Regions from separate parts of the Mus musculus genome. Here region 2 is linked to region 1. A link is a loop called in an ENCODE intact Hi-C map of the cell type or tissue named here. Cell type or tissue: gastrocnemius. All regions are shown on one strand. Links, peaks and the distances in the headings refer to the core of each region. The heading gives the core; the rest is flanking DNA. Region 1 holds the start of Polr3k (polymerase (RNA) III (DNA directed) polypeptide K). Region 2 holds the start of Rgs19 (regulator of G-protein signaling 19).

Region 1 (12,101 bases), core at 1,424-9,423:
TCAATGAAATCAACTGTAAAGTATTCCTGCTTTACTCTGTAATATTGGCTGGAATGAAGTTTTTTCTTTTTTTTATGAATTTATTATCAAATCTCACACTACACAGCACACAGTAAATATACCTGTCTTAATTAGGTTTCTATTGCTATGATAAAACACTTCTTTAGTCAGGGTTTCTATTCCTGCACAAACATCATGACCAAGAAGCAGTTTGGGGAGGAAAGGGTTTATTCTGCTTACACTTCCATACTGCTGTTCATCACCAAGGAAGTCAGGACTGGAACTCAAGCAGGTCAGGAAGCAGGAGCTGATGCAGAGGCCATGGAGGGATGTTTCTTACTGGCTTGCTTCCCCTGGCTTGCTCAGCCTGCTCTCTTATAGAACCAAGACTACCAGCCCAGAGATGGTCCCACCCACAAGGGGCCTTTCCCCCTTGATCACTAATTGAGAAAATGCCTTACAGTTGGATCTCATGGAGGCATTTCCTCAACTGAAGCTCCTTTTTCTGTGATAACTCCAGCTGTGTCAAGTTAACACAAAACTAGCCAGTACAATTGACCCCTTGTCAACTTGATACACAAACACATCACTAGTAAGCCTCAACCCTTAGTTTCTTATTCATCCCCAAGATCTAAACAACTTTAAAAGTCCCACAGTCTTTACATATTAAAAGTCAATCCCTTTAAAATGTCCAATATCTTTTAAAGTCCAAAGTCTTTTTACAATTAAAAGTCTCTTAACTGTGGGATCCACTAAAATATTTCCTTCCTTAAAGAGGGAAAATATCAGGGCACAGTCACAATCAAAAGCAAAAATCAATCTCCAACCATCCAATGTCTGGGATCCAACTCACGATCTTCTGGGCTCCTCCAAGGGCTTGGGCCACTTCTTCAGCTATGCCCTTTGTAGCACACACGTCATCCTCTAGGCTCCAGATGCCTGTACTCCACTGCTGCTGCTCTTGGTGGTCATCTCATGGTACTGGCATCTCCAAAACACTGCATGACCCCTTCAGTCCTGGGCTGTCAATTGCAACTGAGGCTGCACCTTCACCAATGGCCTTCCATGGCCTCTCACAGTGCCGAGCCTCAGCTGCTCTGCGTGACCCCTTCATGCCTTCAAAACCAGTACCACCTGGGTGACCCTTACACATTACCAAGTCCCACTGCAGCAGGAGTACAACCTTGGTTATCTCTGGAACACAACTTCTTTGTGCTTTCAGAAAACACTTCCCAGAAGATGTCACCTCAACGATGCTGGTCTCTTCTTAATCACTGCTAATTTCTTAGCTCCAGCTAACCAGCATCAATAGTGCCAGTAATGCAAAGATTTTGCTTTAGTAGTTCTGGTATCTTGTTAATCACAGCTGATTCTTCAGCTCCAGCTAACCAGAACCACAGAATAATCAAACTCCAAAATAGCAATGGCTCTGAAGAGTCTTTAATTTTCCCTCTGAAATTTCACAAGCCAGGCCTCCATCTTCTGCACTGTTCTCAACATTATCTTCCAAGCTCCTACACAACATCTGACAGAGCTCTTAACACTGAGTGAATCTTCTAGCCCAAAGTTCCAAAGTCCTTCCACAGTCCTCCCCAAAACATGGTCAGGCTGTCACAGGAATACCCCACTCTGCTGGTACCAATTTGCCTTAGTCAGGGTTTCTATTCCTGCACAAACATCATGACCAAGAAGCAAATTGGGGAGGAAAGGGTTTATTTGCCTTACATTTCCACACTGCCGTTCATCACCAAGGAAGTCAGGACTGGAACTCAAGCAGGTCAGGAAGCAGGAGCTGATGCAGAAGCCATGGAGGGATGCTCTTTACTGGCTTGCTTCCCCTGGCTTGCTCAGCCTGCTCTCTTATAGAACCAAGACTACCAGCCCAGAGATGGTCCCACCCACAAGGGGCCTTTCCCCCTTGATCACTAATTGAGAAAATGCCTTACAGTTGGATCTCATGGAGGCATTTCCCCAACTGAAGCTCCTTTTTCTGTGATAACTCCAGCTGTGTCAGGTTGACACAAAACTAGCCATAAATATTTGGCTTACATGTCAAGAGTCCATTGTTTAGGGGAGTCAATGCAGGAACTTGCTGCAGAAACAGAAGCCATTACCATGGTGGGATGCTGCTTACTGGTTTGCTCCTCATGATTTACTCAGATTCTCAGATTGCTTTTTTCTCTCTCTCCATTTTGTTCTTAGACTTACTTAAGTGTATGAGGGTTTTTGTTTGTTTGTTTTTTTTTTTTTTTGAATGCTTGTTCGTGCACCAAAGACGTGCTTGGTGCCTACGGAGGTCAGAAGAGGGCATTGGATTCTCAGGAACTGGAGGTTATGGACGTTTGTGAGCTACCATATTGGTGCTGGGAATTAAACCAGTGTTCACTATAAGAACAAGCAACAGCTGAACTATCTCTTCAGCCCCATCATTCTGCTTTCTTATATCACCCAGGACCACTGGCTTGGTGGTGACACCGCCCCCAATGGGCTAGACCCTCTCCTACCAATTTTAACTCAAGAAAATGCCCCCAGAGACTTATTTACTGGTCAATTTATGGTGACATTTTCACAATTGGGGTTCCTCTCCCTGGATATTTAGTTTGTGTATAGTTAAAGCAAACAGAAAACAACACACACATACATGTGCATGTTGCAGAATGACTGCAGAGGATTAAAGAGGCAAGGAGTTTCAAAGAAATCTGAGAAGCCAGAGCTGGGAAATATAAATGTCTATAGGAAATGAGATAAAAGAGTCAGCTGGACGTCTGTGAAAAGGAGCTGCTGGTATTTGTTACCTGCAGGGTTGAGTCTAGCTGTGTAAGTGAAAGGGCAGAATGAAACTAGGTGAAGAAATGGCCAGATGGAGGAATGGCAGGTCCAGATAGGATATCGTACGTCAGTCAGACAGCAGTTGAGACGTAGTATTAACAATGGGGACAGTGTTCCTGGGACATTTGGTTATTTTCTGTCCGTTCCGGATGAGAATATTGCGGAGCAGCATGATCCTCCTGTAACACGTCCATGGCTCGGAGTGCGGCAAGTGTCTCCTCATCACCCAGAACCTCTCACCTGGGTACTCTGGTGGTGCCAGCATTATCGGTCCAGTCCTCTTGGCGTTTCAGCTAGGGAGACGTGTGCACACGCGCAGAAACGACAGGGCTGGGCGTGCAGGCAGCATGCTATTGGCTGGATGGGAAAGGATTATCTGCGGTGACCAATGGAGTGTGCGAGGCTGCCCGCCGCAGTGCCTACTGGGAACGTCTTGAGGATCCCGGGTTGCCAGTTACGGAGCAAGTGAGACGGCTTTTGATTGGGCGCCTGCACCACGGAAGCGCCAGACAGAAGCGAGGTGTGGAAGCTGGCAGTATGCTGTTGTTCTGCCCGGGCTGCGGGAACGGACTCATTGTGGAGGAGGGGCAGCGTTGCCATCGCTTCGCCTGCAACACTTGCCCCTACGTCCATAATATCACCCGTAAGGTAAGTTCCACAGACGGGTGCCTTCTCTGCTTTCTGGGAGGCACAGCAAGCGTCGGCGCGCTCAGACCTTCCTGCAGGCTTTTGTGCTCTCGCTGCGGTGGTACCCCAAGTCCAGCAGTCGCTGCTCCAGTGGCGTCGCTCCGGCCACGTCGAAGCCCCCCCACCCCCCTCTAGCTCTCCGTTGCCCACTTTGTGATACTCCGAAAATTGTGAGAATTTTAGTTCATACCTTTTAAACCTACACTCCCCTCGTGCTGTCCTTGGCGTACCAGTCCGCGCCTCGCCTCTGATTTGAAATCCTTGGGTTCTTCTTGTGGCTCTTTTGCTCCCAGCCCCTGTCGTTATTCTAGAGAATCTTCACCATGTACGCAGTACTGTTAGGTCCTTCCTTTTGCCCGAGTCATTCTTACACAGGCACATATCACACTTATTCATTCTCCGCCTTACCCCCTACCCCCGTGTATGTGTGCATGTATGCGTCTCTGTTTCCCTCTTCCTTTCTCTCTCCCTCTCCTCTTTTAAAATAATGGCTACCTTATTTAGATTCCTGCCCTTCTGGCTGTTTGTGCATGTCTATAATTTTAGCACTTGGAGAGGCTGCGGCAGGAGAATAGGTTCAAGGCTCACCTGGGCTGCATAGCACATAGACACGCACACACACGCACGCACAGGCACAGGAAACAAACCAAACCCCAGCACTTTCAGTTTATCCACATTCCTTTTATATTTTTCACAGAATGCATTGCCTTCTAATATTTTATATCCTTGTTGCTATTTTGTGTGTGTGGTGCTTGTGTTGGAGCCCAGAAAGCTGTATTTCTAGCCCTTGGTGTTTTGTGTACCCTTCAACTCTTGTTTTGTTCCTCCTTACCTCAGTGACTGCAGGTGTGCACCACTGGGCCTTGGTGACATCTCATTCTTAATGTTTGCTCATTAGAGCTGTATGGTAGGAGTTTAGAGTCTGGATTTGTGGTAAGATGAGTTGTGACATAATTTCGAAATTAGAAGGATGCCTGATAAACTTAGGAAAGCAGCCAAAATGACCTGGGGAGTGCTGGTATACCCAGTTAAATGTCTGTCACTCCTGTTGGATTATTAGGTGTCTGAGGGGTATGAGAGAAGAGTGAGGTTTTACTAGGCTGATTTTTCTTCCTGCTCTGTCTGGTGTTTCCTTCTGTTTCTAGAGACCTTTGACATTGAACCTCTGTGCTGTTTTGGGGGACATCCCAGTCACAAGACCCCTACATTTCAGTGACTCACACTGCTCTTTGAAGAAGATAAATTTTGTAGAGGGAATGCTGGAGGGAGATTGTAGTTTGGTGGCCCACTTGTAAAACTGTACAATTACTTCAAATCTGATGTCTTGTTTCTATTAGGTAACAAACCGAAAGTATCCAAAGCTAAAAGAAGTGGACGACGTGCTTGGTGGAGCAGCTGCATGGGAGAATGTGGACTCTACTGCAGGTGAGGATTTTCCCATAACAGAGCTAGGGACTCAACCCTGCTTATTATTACTCGTTATTATATTTAATAATAATAAATTTATTATTATAATGTAACCCTGTCTGTTATTAGGGCCAGTGAGATGGCTCAGCAGGTAAAAGCACTTGTTGCCAAACCTGTTAGATTCTTGGAGCCCAGAGAGTAGAAGAGAGCTGACTGATGGAAACTTTTTTTTTGTGACTCTGTACCATCCACCACACACACACACACACACACACACACACACGTACGTACGTGTAAGTGTAAAAGAATTTAAGAAGATGTAAATAACAAAGTAATGACAAATAGCTAGTGTTTGTCACTAACTCTAAACAAGGTTTTACATTTTTGTTGCTGTTTGATTTTGTTTTTTGAGACATGGTTTCTCTGTGTAGTCTGGGTGTCCTGGAACTTGCTCTGTAGACTGTGCTGGCCTCAAATTCAGAGATCTACCTGTCTGCCTCCCGTATGTTGGTATTAAAAGCATATGCCACCACCACCTGGCTGTATTAAATGTTTTTTAAAGTAGATTCTTTCAAGTATTCTTTAAAGGAAAGTTACCATACGGATACCTGAACTGTTGTTTCATTTAGACTCTCAAGTCAGATATGGAAAAGTATAATTAAAAATAAATCTGGTGCATATTCTCTTCTTGAAGCAAAATTGGAGTTCATTACAAAAAAGTTTCAACATTGATGTAAACATAGCTGTTGAGAGGGAAAGAGAGATCCATGCTCTAGCAGGTGTAGGCTTCTCGAGAGTTATGTTGTATGTATTTTCAAATACCAACACTGAAAAAATGATCAGCCCTGGTCTTTTATTTTCATTTTATTTTTTATTATATGAATTAAAAAAAAATTGTAACTAGGGGTGAAGCATGGTTGCTCAAGCTTATAATTCTGGTGCTCTCCGGGTATAGGCAGAAGGCTCAGTGCTTATCTGGGCTTCATGAGACCCTGCCTCAGTCAGTCTGTCAACCAAGAAATAGTTGGGTAGGATTTCAGTGGTTAAGTTGGATTTCCTTCCCAACTTCCATAGCAGCTCAGACCTTCTGTACTTGTAGTTTCAGGTGATCTCATGCCCTCTACTGGCATCCAAGGGTACTGCATGAACATGATTCACGGAATACCTGAAGGCAAAACATGCACATAAAATAATGTTAAAAAAATTAAAAGGGGGGGAGGAGGAAATTCGAGACAGAGTTTCTCTGTATGGCTTTGGTTGTCCTGGAACTCACTGTGTAGACCAGGCTAGCCTCGAACTCAGAAATCCGCCTGCCTCTGCCTCCTGAGTGCTGGGATTAAAGGCGTGCGCCACCATGCCCGGTGCAACTGGGGGTATTAAAAAGTAATGTTTACATCTTGATTTATGTCTGATAGACTTAAATGTGATAATGGAATGAAAGAAGATGACCTTAAATAGTAGCTGTTTTAGAAGGAGTAGCAGTGCGTGATTCCTCTATAGAGGAATATACAGATCTTCTATGTTAACAGTTATCATTAGCTAGGTGTGGTAGTGCAACTGAGAGATGGACACAGGAAAATCAGGAGTTCAATTTTATCTTAGCTACATAGTGACTTTGAGGCCTTCCTCAAGAACCTGTTTTATAAAAGCAACAAAAGCCCTGGAAGTTGAGAATTAGTAGAGGCTTAAAATTTTTGTTTGTTTGTTTTTAATCTGTTTATCTTTAAGGTAGAATTCCCTATGTATTCCAGGCTGGCTTTATAGCAAGCCTCTTATTTCAGTTTCCCACGTGCTAGATTATAGCTGTGTGCTACCTCAGTGGGTGTGTATTTCTGTTACATTCCCACAAACAGACTATAATAGACCCTTCCCATGCTTTTCCAGCCATTCTTCAACCAGATTTGAGAAGGGAAGTGAAACCCAGGGATAGAAGGGGAGGGGGTTTCAAAAAAAAAACCTTTAAACATCTACTCATTTTCAAATTTCAAGGCTTTTGTTGCTTTTATAAAACAAGGTCTCTCTAGTCTCCTTATTATTGATGTGCTGTGGGAAGGATGTTGCTATTGGCAAACTCACCATTAGCTGGAGTAAGGGAGACCATAAGGGAGTCTAGCTGAGCATGGAGATGAGATGTTTACCCACACTTAATGTTTTTGTAATGTGGATAACTTGCTTTTCTGTTTGTCAGAGCCATGTCCAAAATGCGAACATCCCCGTGCCTACTTCATGCAGCTTCAGACGCGTTCTGCAGACGAGCCAATGACCACCTTCTATAAGTGCTGCAATGCTCAGTGTGGACATCGCTGGAGGGATTAAGGGCAGGACTTGCCCAGCTGCAAGCATGAATTTTGTGTGTACTGAAGGTCTTTGCTATATGATAGTAAGCTGACTTTTCTGTGGTGAAGGATCAGGGTGAAATATAACTCATCTGCAAGTTAACAGATAAAGTCCTTGATGTATAGGGGCCGTCAGGTCCTTGGGAGATACACATAAGGATGCTCACTTGGGTTCAGGTCCTGTTCCTTACCATTCAAACTAGGAACTTGGTTTATAGTCAGTAAAAATAAAAATTATTATTATTATTTAGTTTTTCAAGACAGGTTTTCTCTGTGTAGTCCTTGCTGTCCTTGTTATGTAGACAAGTCAACCTTGAACTCAGTGATCCACCTTCCTCTGCCTCCAGAGTGCTGGGGTTAAAAGTGTGTGCCATGACCACCAATGATAACCTTGAACCTTCTAATCTTTTTGCCTCTTGTTGGAAAAGTGTTAGGGTTATAGGCATGTGAACTATTTTCATTTTATGCAGTTCTGGGGATTAAACTCTAAGCCTCATGCATGCTAGATAAGCATTCTACCAACTGAGCTATATCTCTAGCCCTTTTTTTCTTTCTAGAGAAATTATGAAAAATACTTATAAAGATACTGAAAAATCACTTTAAAAGTCTGGAATTACTCGATTCATCTTGTATGATTAATAACTAAACAAAACTATTCTGTGAGTTGGACTTTCTGGATGATTTTGATAGGAATTTTAAAAAGTAACCAAAACCATTTTCTATTACCTGATTTGGAGAAAGGTCTACAGTAGAGCTTGTGCCCCATTTGAACCCCATCCAAAAATCTATTTTAACCTCAATAAATTTAGAAAAGTTACATATTAAGGCTATGTGAAGAATGAGCTTATATATGGACCAACTTCAGATGAGAGTGTCTGAGAGTATCTCAGAGAGCTCACAAGCACGAATTCCTCTAACAAACAAGAGTAACAGAAAAGTTGCATATTTGTTGAAACCACTAATGGTATTGCTCTGTAAGGTGGACATATTTGTATGTGGGAAGTCCTGGTCTGTTCTGTGTAACTGGACAGTTCTACACATGATAAGAAATGTAGCTAGTAAGGAAATCTAAAATAACAGATTCCTCCCATGAGTATCTGATGTTTTCAAAATCCTTAAATAGTGATATAGATGAATAATTCATAAACCAAAGCTGACTTTGAAATTTTTGATCTCTGGTTGCTTTCAAGCCTTTGGAACTTTGTTGCTTATCTCCTTTAAATAACTCCGTTACAAAGTAGAGCCACGAAGTCTTCTTTGAATGAGGTGTATTGAGTATTAAAGCACTTGTATATGCCAAGCTCTGGCCTCAGTTCTTGTACTGGATGGCAGAGGTGTGTGGAAGAATGAGGATGTTTACTGTTGGTGAGGGTTAGGACATTCTCACCTTGCTGGTGGGAGTAGAAGATGGTACAGTATAGGAAGGGAAGATAAAGCCCCATGCTTCTGCCTGCGTCAATCTCAGTTCGTTCAGTAAACTTTTCTCAGCAAAGCTGGTATTTTGATTATGTAGCAGGATTTTCCCTGTCCAATTAATTTAATTATTAATACAATAAGAAGCCTGTGATTGGACAGAGTTGTAGAGATAGGGAGCCACAGAGGAGAAGAGGAGGAAGAAAATGGAGGACAAACAGGACAATTCAGATTCTGCGTGGCTTTAAATAGCCACAGGTAGCTGTAGTATAGGGATAGAATAATTGGGATAACTTGTCTAATCTAGGTGGGCAGCTTGTATCATCGATTGACTCTGAAATTATTGTGTGGGTATCTTGTGAATTGAGAATTTATTGATATATAAATCTGACTAATTATAAGCTTCTAGAGTTTTGATTTTACTGTGTTACTAGGAATTGTGACAGCTAACTGGAGGTAGGTGGTCATTGCATGGGCTGGTGTGGCAACAACCCCCCAAGAGAACTTGGCGAGTCAGGTGGAGTCTGCTGAGATAAGAACACCCCTTTCGGGAACTTGCCGTTCTTTTTAATATTTCCCACAACAGGATTAGGCCTCAGAAAAGAATTTCACAATAATTGGGTCAAGTATCCTAAAAATAGCCATGTTTATGATTTGGGTGGCCTTTTAAGAGGATTGTTCAGTAATACTCCACCCCCACCCCTATTTTCAGATCACAGAGTGATTCTGTAGATAACAAGGATTCAAACAGTTCTTAATATATCACGTTACAAGGGAGTTAAGGTTTAAGTTTTGACTGTCAACAAAGAAACTATCTTTGTGAGTTATAGACTTACAGCTGGGAAAAGTTAAACTCAAAGGTCATGTGTTAAAACTTATTATTGGACTAGAGAGATGGCTCAGTGGTATAAGAGCACTGGCTGCTCTTCTAGAGTTAGGGTTAGTTCAGTTCACAGCAGCCACACAATTGCTCACAACCATCTGTAATGGGATCCGATGCCCTCTTCTGGTGTGTCTGAAGACAGCAACGGTGTACTCATACACATTAAATTAATCTTTTAAAAAATTATTAGTGCATATAAGTGTGGTAGTGGGTAGTGATGAGTACATGTCACGACACTCATGCATAGATCAGAGGACAACTTTGTGGAGTTGGTTATCTGCATTTCTTTTTGTGGGTTCTGGGTATCAAACAGGTTTGCGATACCGAGCCTTTTACCCACATATTTCATCTTCCCAACCCTACCCTGAGTTCTTTTCCTATCTTAAGGGTTAAAATTAAGGGTTAGGGTTAGAGTTAGGGGGGTTAGGGAGTTAGGGTTGGGGTTAGGGTTTTAGGGTTTAGGGTTAGGGGGGTTAGGGTTCGGGTTTAAAGTTAGGGTTTTAGGGTTGGGGGTAGGGTAAGCGTTAGGGTTGTTAGGGTTTAGGGCTAGGGCTATGGGTTAGGGTTAAGGGGTAAGGGTTAGGTTAGGGTTTAGGGTTAGGGCTAGGGGTTAGGGTTTGAGGTTAGGGGGTTAGGGTAGGGCTAGGGGGTTAGGGTTAGGGTTGTTAGGGTTTGGGGTTAGGGGGTTAGGGTTAGGTTTTGGGTTAGGGTTAGGGGTTTGGGGCTAGGGGGTTAGGGTTTGAGGTTAGGGATTAGGGTTAGGGGATTAGGGTAGGGCTAGGGGGTTAGGGTTTGAGGTTAGGGGATAAGGTAGGGCTAGGGGGTTAGGGTTAAGGTTGTTAGTGTTAGGGTTGTTAGGGTTTGGGGCTAGGGGGTTAGGGTTGGGGGATTAGGGTTAGGGTGTTAGGGTGTTTTTAGGGTGTTAGGGTATTGTTAGGGGGCTAGGAGGTTAGGGTTAAGGTTAATAGTTGGGTTAATTATTAGGGTTGTTAGGGTTAGGGTTGAGTTTGCTGTTATGGTTTAGGGTTGGGGGTTTAGTGTTAGGGTTAGAGAGAAGAAATGAAAGCAAAAAAGATGGTGTGAATTTGAGTAAGTAGGAGGAGTTTGGGGGAAAGGGAGGAATGAGAATGAGATAAATATAGTATTCACATATAAAATTCTCAAAACAATTTAATAAAAAAATCATGGTGAAATATCTCAAAGCTAATAACCTGGAGAGTAAGGAGAGTTATTACCACACACATTAATAAAATTTAGAAAAATTGCTAGGTCTTACCTTAAAAATCAAATATTCCAATTGTACTGGCTACTTTTGTGTGTCAACTTGACACAGGCTGGAGTTATCACAAAGAAAGGAGCTTCAGCTGGGGAAATGCCTCCACGAGATCCAGCTGTAGGGCATTTTCTCAATTAGTGATCAAGAGGGGAGATCCCCTTGTGGGTGGTGCCATCTCTGGGCTGGTAGTCTTGGTTCTATAAGAGAGCAGGCTGAGCAAGCCAGGGGAAGCAAGCCAGTAAAGAACATCCCTCCATGGCTTCTGTGTCAGCTCCTGCTTTCTGACCTGCTTGAGTTTCCAGTCCTGACTTCCTTGGTGATGAACAGAAGTGTGGAAGTGTAAGCTGAATAAACCCTTTCCTCCCCAAACTGCTTCTTGGTCTGATGTTTGTGCAGGAATAGAAACCCTGACTAAGACACCAATGAATTGGAAAACTCTGAAAACATAGATTTCTAGATGTATAGTACTTACGAAAAGTAAATTATGAAGATATTTTTAAAATTTAGCAGCTTTGTAGAAAGCAATAAAAGTGAAGCAGTAATCAAATATCTACTAATTTAAAAATTACCAGACTTAATGAAATACTAACACAAATGCTTCTCAAACTATTCTACTAAATAGCAAAGGAAGGCTATATTATCAAACTCTTTATGAAACTAGTATTAGCCTGATACTAAAACAAGGTAAAAAAACAAAATAAAAAATTACTGACCAATGTCCAAAACAAGTATACATATATGCAAAATTTCTTTAAAAAATACTTGCAAACTTGATTCAATAATATCTCAAAAAGTCACTTAACATGATTAAGCTGGTCTATTCCAGAGATGTAGTGCTGGTTCAATATGTCAATCAACACACAAGGGAAAAAGACTCATAATTTTCAAATTCTTTTTAATACTACAACTAAGTGCTTTAGTTTAGAAATGGTTAACATATTTCAAAAAAAGACTTCTATGGGCTTTAGTGAGTGTCCCCTAAGAAATGGGTAGTCCTATTAAAGTCATAGGCTCATGGATTTATGTCAACATTTTACAGTTCCTGTCTGCATAAAATATATTCTAGTAATAAAATGTATGTCATTATCAGGTAAGTATTTGCAACTGAGTCATGTTTTGGCTGTAAAATAAGCAATAAATTTAAGAATTAAGGATCTCGTTGTAGCCAGGTGATGTGGCACGTCTTTAATCCCAGCAGTCCAGAAGCAGAGGCAGGTGGATGTCTCTGAGTTTGAGGCCACCATGATCTACAAAGCGAGTTTCAGTAAGT
Region 2 (12,101 bases), core at 2,508-10,507, 180 kb before region 1:
GCCTGGGATGTATGATCATTGAGACAAGGGTATATGCTGCAGAGGAGGTTTTCAGGCTGCAGGAGGCCAACAGAAAAGGAGATCCAGGCAGGATGCTCCAGCTGAAGGAGGAGGGGAATGGGATGGCTACCTATGCAAGAGGGTAGCTAGGCAGACAGCAACTGTTTCTGGGGACAGTGCTACTAGGCTGCAGAGATGGTTCTATTGATTAGGAAGGTAGTCTTCTGCGTTCAGTCTACTTCTATGAGACAACCCAGAGCCTGTTTCTCTTTACAGTCACATGCCCTGGTCCCCTGGTCCCTAGTTCAGGCTTTGGGCAAGGTTTCTGCCCATGTTTTCAGAAGGAGCCTTGTGTGAGGCATATGCTTGTCTTTTGGCACGGTTGGGCCTTGATGAGTCCTACAGCAGCTTGTTGGGGGGGGGGGTGTCCTAAAGAGGCTGGTGGACTTGCTGGGGACCAGTAGGAAGGTCCGGTAGCCTCCTGGCACCTTGCCTGTCAAGTAGCTTTAAGCAAAAAGGATAATGGCCAGGCTGAGGCTGGGCCCTCACCTGGCTGCCTGCTCCTGACCAGTCTACACCATCTGTTTTCTGATAATGGCAGATGTTTCTGATGGCAAATCCAGGAATCAAGGGAGGGGCACACCTTTGCCTACATCATCATCAAAGGATGCCTCAAGGACTACGGATCTCAGGTAGCATACCTGAAGGCAGGTACATACATTTATGCCTCTTGACTCAGTTTCCTCAGTGGGAAGAGGAGGCTGGTGTGCATTTGCCTGGTTACTGCCCTGAGGGAAGGTCCCTCTCCAGGGTGAGTTTTACAAGGTTTGTCAGCTTCATGTTGGATACTGTCCCACTGTTTAGTTTTCTTCATGCCCATCTGAGATGTCTGGCTGTGTCTGCCTGTCACTGGCATCACTGAGACCTTCATTAAGTAGCTCCTATCCAACAGAGCTGGCCCAGCCCCAGAGCCCTTTGCCTACTTCCTCAAATCCTATCTTTGTGCTACTCATCAGGACTGGTGAATGGGTCCCTTTATGCAAATGCTATCTGGAGCTAGAGGTGTGCACAGCTCTTATCTCCACATTTCGGTGGCAACACCATTGCTTTAAAGGTAGTCAGGACAGCCCAGTTACCATGGAGACTAGGAGCACTAGTAGTAACAGACTATAGATGAGAGACTACTTTAGCCTGGGCTGAGGCCATGACAGGCTAAGCTCTGGACTCTAGTGTAGCATTCCTGATATGTTATATCCTGACCTCAATAGTATAGTTGATTTTGCTTCAGAAAGTCACCTGATGCTGCTGATTTCCAGAGGTGGTGTGAGGAAAGAGTCTGGTAGGCACAGCATTAATTTTGGGCAAGTCTTGTGTTAGGCCCAGATGTGAGGAAATCTTGCCCAATTTCATTTGTGTTGAGTGGGGCCACCTGTGACAGTTTAAGCCTTGACTTTGGGTGACCTCCCACCTCATCTTTACTCCCGGCAACTAGATTTATCTGCCTAGTTCTGCCATTAGTAGAGAGAGATTCACAGCATGGCCCATGTCTTGGGCCTCTTAGGAAGCACTCTGGAGGTAGCAAGAATATCTCATCCCATTTTGAGCATGGAGTGTTGCTCAGACACTGACTGTGGAGGAGCTGGCATCCACTTAGGGAGTGATCTGTACTCACTGTAGACCTTCTGGCCAATGCTCTACTCTGATGAGACATAACACACAGGCATTCTAGGCTGAACTAGGGATAGATAAAGTCATTTAGCCTAGTTAGAGGTCTGTCAGGATAGAGCAAATAGACTTCGGAGGTCAGCATGGTATCTACATTTGCTTTTCTGGGGATCACCTGTGGCCTAGGAAAGGTCAGGGGACCACCCCGAAGTATCATCAGCTACTGGAGATGTGCAACTGAGCACAGCAGGTTCAATCTGAGTCCAGCAGGCTTTGTCTCTTTAGCTGCAAGAAGCCAGATCCACCTAGGACCCCATCCACTCCAAGGATCACTACATTTCCCCAAGTGCCCATCACCTGTGATGCTGTACGAAACAAATGCCGAGAGATGCTGACTTTGGCCCTGCAAACTGACCGTGAGTGTTACAAGATCTGGATTTTGACCCATGAGGTGGTCTGGGCCTCTGCCTGCCTCAGAGCTGCTGGAGAGGCAGCTTTTCTTTTTAGCTCATGGTGACCTAGCAAAGAGGCTAAAGTTTTTGGGGTCACCACAACATCTGTGTCTTGGGAACTGTCTCCCAGGAATGCAAGTGTCCTATTTAGCTTCTAGGGCTCTGTGTAAACAGAGGGGTGGCAGATGGAAAAAGACAGTGGGGGAAACAAGTAAGGGTTCCCTCTTACAGACGACCACGTGGCCGTTGGTGTGAACTGTGAGCATCTGTCATCTCAGATCGAGGAGTATATCCTTTGTACAGGGTATATAGGGTCAAGGGCTTCTGATAGAGTCTACAGTCCACTGAGTTGTACGTCTTCTGTAGCTATTGAACACAACTGGTAGGCTACCCAGTACCCTTTCTGGGTGGTCCCTTGACCTTTCCTGGACCATAAATGGGCTATGACTACCTATTAGATAGATCTGGGTCTCAAACAGGAATGGGCCTAGAGAAGGCAGAGCACCACAGGCCCTTGGGTCCCCCACAGGTCTTGAGTGGGTAGATTCATCTCCATGAGCCTGGGAAGAACATTCCCCATATGACTCCCAGGAGGGGGAGGAGCTCAGAAACCTCAGGTGGGTCCTTAAACACCTGCACGCATCTTCCTGGACGTGGGAAATACTGACATGAAGTACAAGAATCGGGTGCGGAGCCGAATCTCTAACCTGAAAGATGCCAAGAACCCTGGTCTACGGCGGAATGTGTTGTGTGGTGCCATTACACCCCAGCAGATAGCTGTGATGACATCAGAGGTGAGTGCCACTGGAAGGGCTGGGGCAGACTGCTTCTGCAGAGCTGTCGGCTGAAAACTTTGCCCTTTTTATCAGGAGATGGCCAGTGACGAGCTGAAGGAGATTCGCAAGGCCATGACTAAGGAGGCCATCCGTGAGCACCAGATGGCCCGTACAGGTGGCACACAGACTGACCTGTTCACCTGCAACAAGTGCAGGAAGAAGAACTGCACCTACACGCAGGTTGGGGGCCGCTCATCCTCTTCTTGGATACCACCTATGTCCCTACTTTTGGTCTGAGGCTCTGTGCAAAGGCTAGGTGGCTTGGCCATGCCCAGCATGTAGGGATTGGAGTATAATATGCTGCTTGTCAGCAGCTGTGGGACCTTCAGATCCTGCTACGGAGGTGGAAGGTGGGAAGGCTATATGGACTCTAAGGGGGCTTGGGAAGAAGGGACTAAATTAAGATGATCTCTCTGGTAGACAACTCTAGGGTTTGTGGAAACTGCCATCATCTGCAGTAGGCTGCAGAGGGCTGGACCTGATGGATAGAGCAGCTCAGGCCCTGTGGGATAATATTTGCTGTTGGGTTTCCAATATAGCCAAGGCCACTGGCATATCTGCTGATCCTTTTACTTTATAGACCCTCCTGTTGGGAATCCTGCACTTATCCAACATTCTAGACAGTTCTACTGAGCACAATTGTTCAGGGCCACAGAAGCCTCTGTTATGATAATCCACCTCCTCCATAGGTCTAGTTCTAGAAGGTTGATGTAGGTCACTGGGCAATTTCAAATCATCAATAGAAATCAGGGGGTATAAGACCAGTACTGCCCAGATCAGGGCAGCAAAGCCAGGGATTTGGCCACCCACCCTATACAGGTGCAGACCCGTAGCTCCGATGAGCCCATGACTACCTATGTTGTCTGCAACGAGTGTGGGAATCGATGGAAGGTAGGTGGGTGGGCCCAGAATGCTTGCCCCCAGTCCTGTCTCAATGCATATTGGGCCTGAAGTAGGAACAGGGGTGGTGGTGGTGCACTATACCCGGCTAGCCACTTGGGAGTCTGGGATGGAGCCTATCCTATTTCTGCCCCAGCGGGTCATGTGGGGCTTTGGCCAGACATTTCTCTGCCTTCCTTCAGTTCTGCTGAGCCCTTCTGACGTAACCCTGGCCATGGCTAACACTGTCCTTCCTGCAATGTTCTTGGTGGACACAGCTTCTCTGGAGATACCCTGAAGGTGGCACGCCCTGTTCCAGCCCACCTGGTGTGCACTTTTTGCCCTCTTTACCTCATTATTAAATGTTTTCTTGCTCCTAATGGGCTAAACACAGGCTTCAGCTGGGTCCTGTCCTTCCACTGCTGTAGATCTCTCCTCCTTGGGCTCAGACAACACTTGAGCTAAGCTGGTGTGAGGCAGTATAATAGATAAGAGCTTCCCTAATGTTTGGAGAGATTACTTGTTCATATGATTCTAGAATATTGCTAATGCTTGTATATGTCCCACCATGCTGGATGTGTGCTGGTGCAAGAACTTGCCCAGTGTTCACCCATTCTCACCAGGCATAGCAGCCTAAGGACCTGGTGGCCTTCACTTTGCTTACCCATGGGGGACGATGGTCTCTGAGCTGAGGTCAGTTCTAGCTTCAAATTGCTGAAGTTTCTAGCAACTTGAAAGAACAAAGTAGTAGGTGCTTTGGTTTTATTGGATCAGTAAGATTAAGATGACACTGTGACTAGTTTCTTTGGAAAGACCATAACAACAGCTTTGCTCCCATAATCTTTACTTGCATCTGAAGCCTTTGTTGGATGCTGACACACTGTAGAGTTGAGGCTGGTTCCTAGAGTCATACCTTGAGCAGGGCCTGCAGTAGTACCTGTGGCACACTGTAGAGTCTGCACACTGTAGAGTCTGCACACTGTAGGTGTGGTAGGTGATCCTTTTCTTCAGCCTCCTACCCCAGTTGTGGGATAAACAGAGGCTTCTGTTTTTAAAAAATACAGAATACAATTTCATGTCTTTGGAATGTAGAGGAGTACACATGAATGTGAAAGGTCTCTTTTTTGATAAAACAGTAAGGACATATTTCCAACTTTAAAGTTAATTAATATATAAAATATAAATGGGCTCTTTATATGAGTCTGACTCTGAGGTCCTACATCTGGTTCTCAGGGAGTAACAGTTCTCCTGCTATAAACCTGTGGGCCTAAAGGGTGTTGTTCTCCATGAGAACATTTCCTGGGCAGTAGGAGCAGGGTAGGACAGCTTAGAACCCTGCAGTTGCCACTGGGACTGAGTCTATTTCCAGCCAAGTTGGACAGGGCCAGCCCCTAGGCTGCCCATGGGAGTAGAAGATCTGTGTGACAAATGACCTAGGCCTCAGAGGACTGTGGGGCCCCCTGGAGTAATAGAGAGCGGTAGGTGGGGGAGGTAAGGAATCGAGGGTACGAGTCCCGGTGCATGAGGGTGTAGATCTGCAGCTGTGCATCATCAAATGTGTGTGGCGATGGCTCTTGCATCTTCCTATTGATGCCTTCTCGCACACGGGAGTCCAGGCTTACCTGTGTGGCAGGCACCAAGGTCAGGGGGGAGGGGCGGTGCCCTCCCCAGGTCACCCCCACTCATCCCTGCATCTGGCCCACCTCCTTGGGGGACAGGATGGACACGTAGTCCTCATAGATAAGTCGCGCCTTCTCGTCCACCACATGTTGGTTGGCCTCTGCTTTCAACTCCTCACAAGCCAGCCAGAAGAGCATGTTCTCTTCGCTGTATTCTGTGCGCAGGAATGCCCGGAATACACTGCGGCCCGTGGGGCTATGCATCAACTTGTCAAAGGACTGTGCCCAGCTCTGTACTTCCTTAGGGCTTGGTGGAGTGCTGCAGGCATTAGGGCCAGACCATATCAGGCCTGAGACATGCACACAAGTACACATACATGCATGCCTACACAATGGTGGCCATACTCACCAGACTTCACAGCTGGGGAGGGGTTGCAGCTTGCTTTCCCGAGAAACCTGCCAAGCTCGTTGCCGTTCTTGGTTCCTAGTGCAAAGTAAAGTGGCTCTACCTTTTGCATTTGGGTTCTCTACCCACCACTGAGCTATATGTATGCTTTTGCATGTGGGTGCCTAGCACCAGTAAGTCTGTTACAAGGAAGGAAGCTCCTAGAGTGAACCTTCTTCACATCCTCTTGTCCCATCCCCCACTACCGCCCCCACTGAAGTGGCTTATGCAGATTGCTGTTCTGGTTACCAATGTGCCCCTCTTTCCTGGTCAGCAGTCAGACTCTGCAGGCTCCTGGCACCCCTCCCTTTCTTTGGGTAGGTAGAACCCATACTCTTCAACCTAGTTCCAGCTCACTCCTGCGGCCACTGAAAAATCCAGACTGCACACCTAATATCAACAATGGCTCTGGCTGATGTAAGAGCCCCCCCAGGGTGTCTGTACCCATGTGGTCCTGGATCCTGAACCCTGCTTCCAAGGGATGCTTCTCCCTGTCAGTCTGTGCTCAGCAGGCACAGTGTATATCTCATTCCCAAAGTTATGGAGAGAATTCAGTTCCCACCAGGCCTGGCTTCTCTCTCAGCGACAACACAGCTCAAGCGTTCAGCGAGCCCTGCCATTCACATCATTCCTTGTGTCTTGCCTATACACAGCCCTGGTGGCTCGGCTCGCTGTTTAACAGATCCCACTTTGGGTCCCTCTGTCTATGCAGGGCCAGATTGCTGTAAGATGGTCAAACTTCTACCATCTTCTGTATTCCTGCCAGCAGACATTCCCAGATCTCAAATACCTTTCTGCCTAGGGCCAGCTGTTCCCTTATCTAAATCTCTTCTCAAATGTGTCCCTACTGCACACAGTCTAGGATCTGGGCAGCTCTCAGTGGCATAAGCAGGCATATGGTGAGTGCATGGACACCATATGATTGCCACTTGCTTGCTCTTGCAGTATAACATGCCCCCAGCACACTGCCCGTTAGAGGGCTGGAGAGATCCGCTTAGAGCATTGGCTGATCTTCCCTAGGCCCTTGGTTGGATTCTCAGGACCCACATATTAGCTCTCAACTCTTTGTAATTTCAGTCCCGGCACCTTTTTCTGGCTCTTCAGGCACCAGGTCTGTCTGCAGCACACAGACATATTCAGGCAAATATTCATACATGGAAGAGCCATGCAAAGCACCCTAGAGGATCTGGGTGCTACCACCAGCCCACAAGGCCCAGCAACCTCTGGGCAGGATGATGCTGTGGCAGGGGCTCAGTAGTTTGTTGGATGCCTCTGGAGGTCTGGGGAACGGGACCAGGAATGAGCCCTAAATGCCACCCAGGCTTCTGTACTTCTCTATATGAGCTGCTCCCAGGACTACATACCCGTTCTGTGCTTCATGAACCATGTACCCCCAGGACTGCATACTCTGGCTTTGCTCCCCACGAGCCATGTTCCCCTTCCCAAATACCCTGACGTCTTCCCAGGGCAATCTGTATCCCCAGGGTCCACATACCAGGAGCAGCTACAGCAGCAGCACCAGCATAAGCAGCAGGGATTGCGACTGGGAGGTCCTGAGGGGGCTGCGTCATGGCTGGACATCGAGGGAGGCCTGTCTGCCTCCTCTGGCCCTGTGTGCTGAGGAAGAGAGGGCTGTCTCAACCTCCACTCTAGAATTCACTGGGCCCTCTGTCTCTGCCCAACTGCCTGTGTCCCCAAGGTTATATCTTGAGCCCCAGGGGTCCAGGAACCCAAGAAATGGGTGGTGCCTACCTGTTTCTCAGCCTCATGTGGGGTGGGCATGGGTGAGTGGAGGGGGTTGCCCAGATTCTGTGGTGCCAGCTCTGGACCCTCACTGCAGCATAGGATCCTGGCAGATCTAAGAAGGAGGTTGGAATTCTGACTGAGGGCCTGTGATGCTGGCCCACCTTATAACCTGTGCACCCACCTCAGGGCGTGGTCAGAGTCCTGCCCCAGCCTTCTCCCCCAAGCCTGATTACTTACACCATGTGGAGAATCCCTAGTCAGAGACAGGGCTACTGCAGCCGGGCCTTCCATAGAAGGTTCTAAGACACCCCTATCTGTTCAGTCCCTGAGAAGCCGGAAACTTGGGTTCCTCTTTCTTGATTTCCGGCTCCTGGCCCCTCCCAAGGGGACTGGAGCTACAAGTGGGTATGGAGGGTATCAGATATTTTGATTACTCCCTTCCTCTAGGGAGCTGGGTAGAGATGCTACCCAGATGACTGCAGGGTGCTAGGCCTGAAGCACCGAATCCCTGACCAGGACTCAGAACAAGACCCCTGGAAGTGTGAGAAATGGGGTGTGCACTGATGAGAGGTGTGTACTCGGGGAACAGCTGCCTCAGACACCCCACTCTCACCCCGCTTTCCATCCATCTCCCTAGGATACAGAAGCTGGTGTTGGCATTGTAGGAGGATACACTGCTTAGCTGGAGCCTTGGGCTCTTCAGTGGAATTTCCTATGGTTTATCATTCTTGATGTTGGACCATACCTTCATAGGGGTTCTAGGAATCTCTTAGGCTACTGAAAACTGATTCAAATTCCAGTTTCCCCCGACAACATCCAATCAGCACCTTGGAGGCAGTTTTGAATGCTTCCTCTCTCCTCGGCCTGTGCCCACTTCTGTCCAGGTGGAAGCCATCCACGCTTTAAGCCTCTGCTTTGTCTACCTTCCTCTCATCAGCCTGGGGCACACATTTTCTCAGTGAAATTTACCCTCCTGTAGCCCTTCATTCAGAAGAGGCCTTTTAGTCCTCTTTCTGTCTGATCTCTGTATACTGGGCAGCTTCACCACCTGAGGCTTTCTGAGATGGTGGGTTCTCAAGTCTCCAAGCAAGCGAATCAGGACACACAAGTAGCTTGGGTTGTACTTTCCAGCAGTTGAGTTTCTAGGGAAAAGGGGTGGGGTAGCCTGAGGTCTCCATGCTGTTCAAAATCATCCCTCACCTGTCACCCTGTAGAGACCATTCCTCATGGGGTCCATCTCCAGTCAGCCGACTGGACATGGGGTCTGTACGCTGGGTGCCCTGCCCCTTTTTCTAGCTCCTTGCACCCATCAAAGGTCAGTTGGGACCACCCATGTCGTCCAGGGTGCTCTTCACTACTGCCTCCTTTCTGGGCAAGGAGAGCCTAGAGTCTGAATCAGGGTTGTCCTGCTCCACATGCCTATTGGAGGGTTCCTTTCCTCCCCAAGCCTCCCAGGTATTGGCCTCCCAAGTCTATGCTAAGAGGCCAGATTCAGCAAATCTGGTCTCTGGGGATAGAAGCTCTCTGGTGAATGGCTGTCAGTGTTGCTCTACAGAAGCAAAAAGAATGCCCAAGCCCACCCAGACCAAAAAAATTCCAGGAAAAAAGTCATAACCTTTGGGAGGAGGACTGACCGGATCCGTTCTCACTTCCATCCAACACTGTCATTGTCCTACCTATACCTCCATGGCAGGGCCGGCCTCTCACCATGGCGAACCCAGCTGCCCAAGCCCACCTGTGGAATGGTAGGCCCCCACCCAGTTCCTGCTTTTTTGCAGGTGGGGTTGTCTGGAAGGCTGGTCTCCCCTTCACGGTCCCTCTTGCTGTCTCTGGCGCCCCCACCCCTTTCTTAAGGAATTCGCCATGGCGCCCAACTCACCAGCGACCTAAAGGCAGATGGGGGCGGGAGGGCCAGGTTCGGACTGGGCCCCACCCTGGCTGCCGAAGGGGCGTGCTCTAAAGCAGTAGGGATTTAAGTCAGACAGCAAGACGTACTCCCGGGCACGAGGTAGAAAGGCTCACGGAGTCCCCGCTCAGATGGGGCCGAGGATGCAGCATTCACCCTTATGGCTCACCGGGCCAACTGCTAGCGGACCCAACTCGAAGGGTGGGTAAGGTGGCAGGTCGGGAGTCTCGTCTGGCCCCTCCCCACCAAGCTAGCGGGCAGGAGACGCGGAAACCTGGGTTCTTCCGGCCCCCACCTTTGAGCAATCACTTCTCAACGCTCTGAGCTGAAGAAAAAGGGGAACCTTGCTGCGGCTCTCCCTCCCCCACGCGCAAGGGGTGGGTCTGGTCCTACTGCGACCTAGATCCACGTGGACCGGTCACTGAAGTCCGGGAACAGAGCCGGCATCTATATCGCCAGGGCCCGTCCACGGTCCGGCGCAGCACTCACCGCCGCGTCCCCGAGTCACGCCGCCCGCGCGCTCCGAAGTCCTGCTGGTCGCCGGGGAGGGGGCGCAGTGCGCAGGCGCCTCCGCGGTACTTCCCCAAAGAGAGGGGCCGGGACTTCCTCGAGCCCCAGCGCTTGCTCGCCCGCAGTGCCCCGCCCCGCGGCGGCTCCTGTGCCCCACCCGCGGCTGGCGTGTCGTCCCGCGGTAGCGTGGCATGGTGACCCTGAGGGGTGAGTCGTACAGAGAGTGGATTGAGCCGGCGCTCCATTCTTGTTAGCTGGGTTTTCCCAACCTTTATGTTGAACACCAGAGCTGAGCCCTGTGTGCTACTTGGCTCGCCAGGATTAGAAGAGGCCTGTGGGAAGGACTGGCCTGTGGTACTGCCCCGTCTGGTCCGACTCTTCGCCTTTCTGAGGCTAGTCTGTAACGTAGCATTAAGAGTCTGTCACTCTGCATTCGAACTTTGCCCGAAAGGGAGGTTCAGGGACTGCAGCGTAAAGCAAGTTCTTACATCAAATCACCCCGAATGTTTCTGGGGCCTGGTTGAGTCCCTTCTGAACTCTCAAACTGCTCCAAGATAGCCTTTACCACAAATGGCCTTGCTCTTTGGTCAACTCTTCAGATCCTTTGTCATTGGGTATAAAATTGAGTTAGTTCATTATCCCAGCATGCTTTGGGCCAGTGTTCATAGTGGTCCGTTGGGGCTCGTGGTTCCAGCACAGGACACACAGTCACACAAGTTGTTAATGCTCACATACTACATCATACATATTAAGTCAGGGATGCAAAGGAGATCCTTCACATGAGTTCTTCAGGCAGTGGGGCAGAGGCAGACTAACTGAACTGACTGCAGTGGACTAGAATGGGAGACAGGCAAGAAAGGGATGGGGTGAAAGGTGAGGAGACAGGATGTTGCCATGATGCTGAGGGGTCCAGGATGAAGAGAGAACAATGGGTGAGAGACTCCCAGGCTCTGAGGGGGGCTTTATGAGTTGACCACAGAACCCTTTGGCTGCCACGCTGGCGGCTTCCTAAGTAAGGTAGAGGCTAAGCACATCTGAACAGGAAGTTACTTTAGTTTAGATAATATTCCTAAGGTAGACACAGGTCAGAACATGGAGGCCCAGTAGACATGGATGAGTACCTGATGGAGGCCACAAACCAAACCTGATTCTGCAGTGTTTGGTGTGGGCATGACCGTGGGTAGAAGTCAGTATGCTTTCCTCTTAATTCCTTTTACCTGCCTGTCTACCTGTTCTCTGCCACCTTACATCTGCTTACCACACAATTAGCATCTTTCCCTAAGCACAGAGAATGCCTCTAAACCCAGGAAGGAGAGCAGGAGCACTGAACACGCGATGCCAGCGGGAATTGAACTGGAGCCCAATAAACTCTGCTTGAGAGCAGTGCCCCTAGGTCCTCACAAGCCCCACCTGATGGTGCGTGGGGCACAGGTTTTGTATTCCTGCAAGATTTCCTTCAGACAGAGGGATCCTATGCCGGCTTTCCTAGCTGCCTCTGTACACCTAGTCCCTCACTGGTATACAGATCCAGAGGTGCTCTTAAGTTGGTCTGACATTTGGTGTGGCGCTCCTGTGTCATTGGAGTGCTTTGTCTTTGTTCTCAGCCCTGTTCTGAAGTGCTTATGTGGGTTACTCGCTGTGTGGGACACTGACTGCAATGACCTTAGGCATATTCCAGTAACCCTCAGGAAGAAATGCACGGTCAGAAGGGGTGAAACAGTGGTATGACTTTACAAAGTAGATGAAAATTTTCACTTAGCAAATCTCTAAGAGACAAAATTCTGGGGTTTAGAGCTTGGCCAGAGGAGCCCAGCATTGGCTATCATGTGGTCTAATTGACGGTCATTAGAGATCTACATCTGTGTGTGAGAGGAACCATCTTTGCTGGATGAAGAGACTGTCTCCTTTTCCCTGTCCATACCTGTGTACAAACCTACCATTTCCCTGCTTCTGTGGTCTTTCCCACTGTCAGAAATCTCCTCCCCTCCTCCTGAGAGCTCCTGTTGATTTGTGAATGCTGCAGTCTGGGCTTGGATCAAGGCC

Evidence for each region. Hi-C counts contacts between places; a loop is a spot of excess contacts. Peaks named below come from ENCODE experiments on the same cell type or tissue, not always from the same donor. Only the 100,000 strongest peaks of a DNase experiment are listed, where the experiment ranks them.
Region 2: it touches region 1 in a loop (2.0-fold over the local background); 4 of 42 quality-filtered maps call a loop at or near these places.

What each region holds. Positions count from the first base shown.
Region 1 is chr2:181,861,093-181,873,193 of GRCm38, forward strand. It overlaps Polr3k (polymerase (RNA) III (DNA directed) polypeptide K), which reads left to right and starts at 3,268. Exons shown (of 3, transcript NM_025901.3): 1 at 3,268-3,477; 2 at 4,854-4,941; 3 at 7,112-9,738. The coding sequence starts at 3,367. The coding sequence ends at 7,239. In gastrocnemius, for the core only: a CTCF peak has its summit at 6,047 (motif pointing left); DNase peaks (open chromatin) are centred at 3,247 and 6,054; H3K4me3 peaks cover 1,943 bases; H3K27ac peaks cover 1,481 bases.
Region 2 is chr2:181,683,842-181,695,942 of GRCm38, forward strand. Tcea2 (transcription elongation factor A (SII), 2) reads left to right here. Exons shown (of 10, transcript NM_009326.3): 4 at 602-692; 5 at 1,951-2,081; 6 at 2,349-2,405; 7 at 2,757-2,911; 8 at 2,987-3,133; 9 at 3,773-3,844; 10 at 4,036-4,226. The coding sequence ends at 4,044. Rgs19 (regulator of G-protein signaling 19) reads right to left here and starts at 10,136. Exons shown (of 6, transcript NM_026446.4): 1 at 10,038-10,136; 2 at 7,649-7,754; 3 at 7,392-7,513; 4 at 5,861-5,935; 5 at 5,536-5,770; 6 at 4,578-5,454. The coding sequence starts at 7,678. The coding sequence ends at 5,266. In gastrocnemius, for the core only: no CTCF peak of the experiment used is centred there; DNase peaks (open chromatin) are centred at 6,187, 9,530 and 10,128; H3K4me3 peaks cover 1,924 bases; H3K27ac peaks cover 1,465 bases.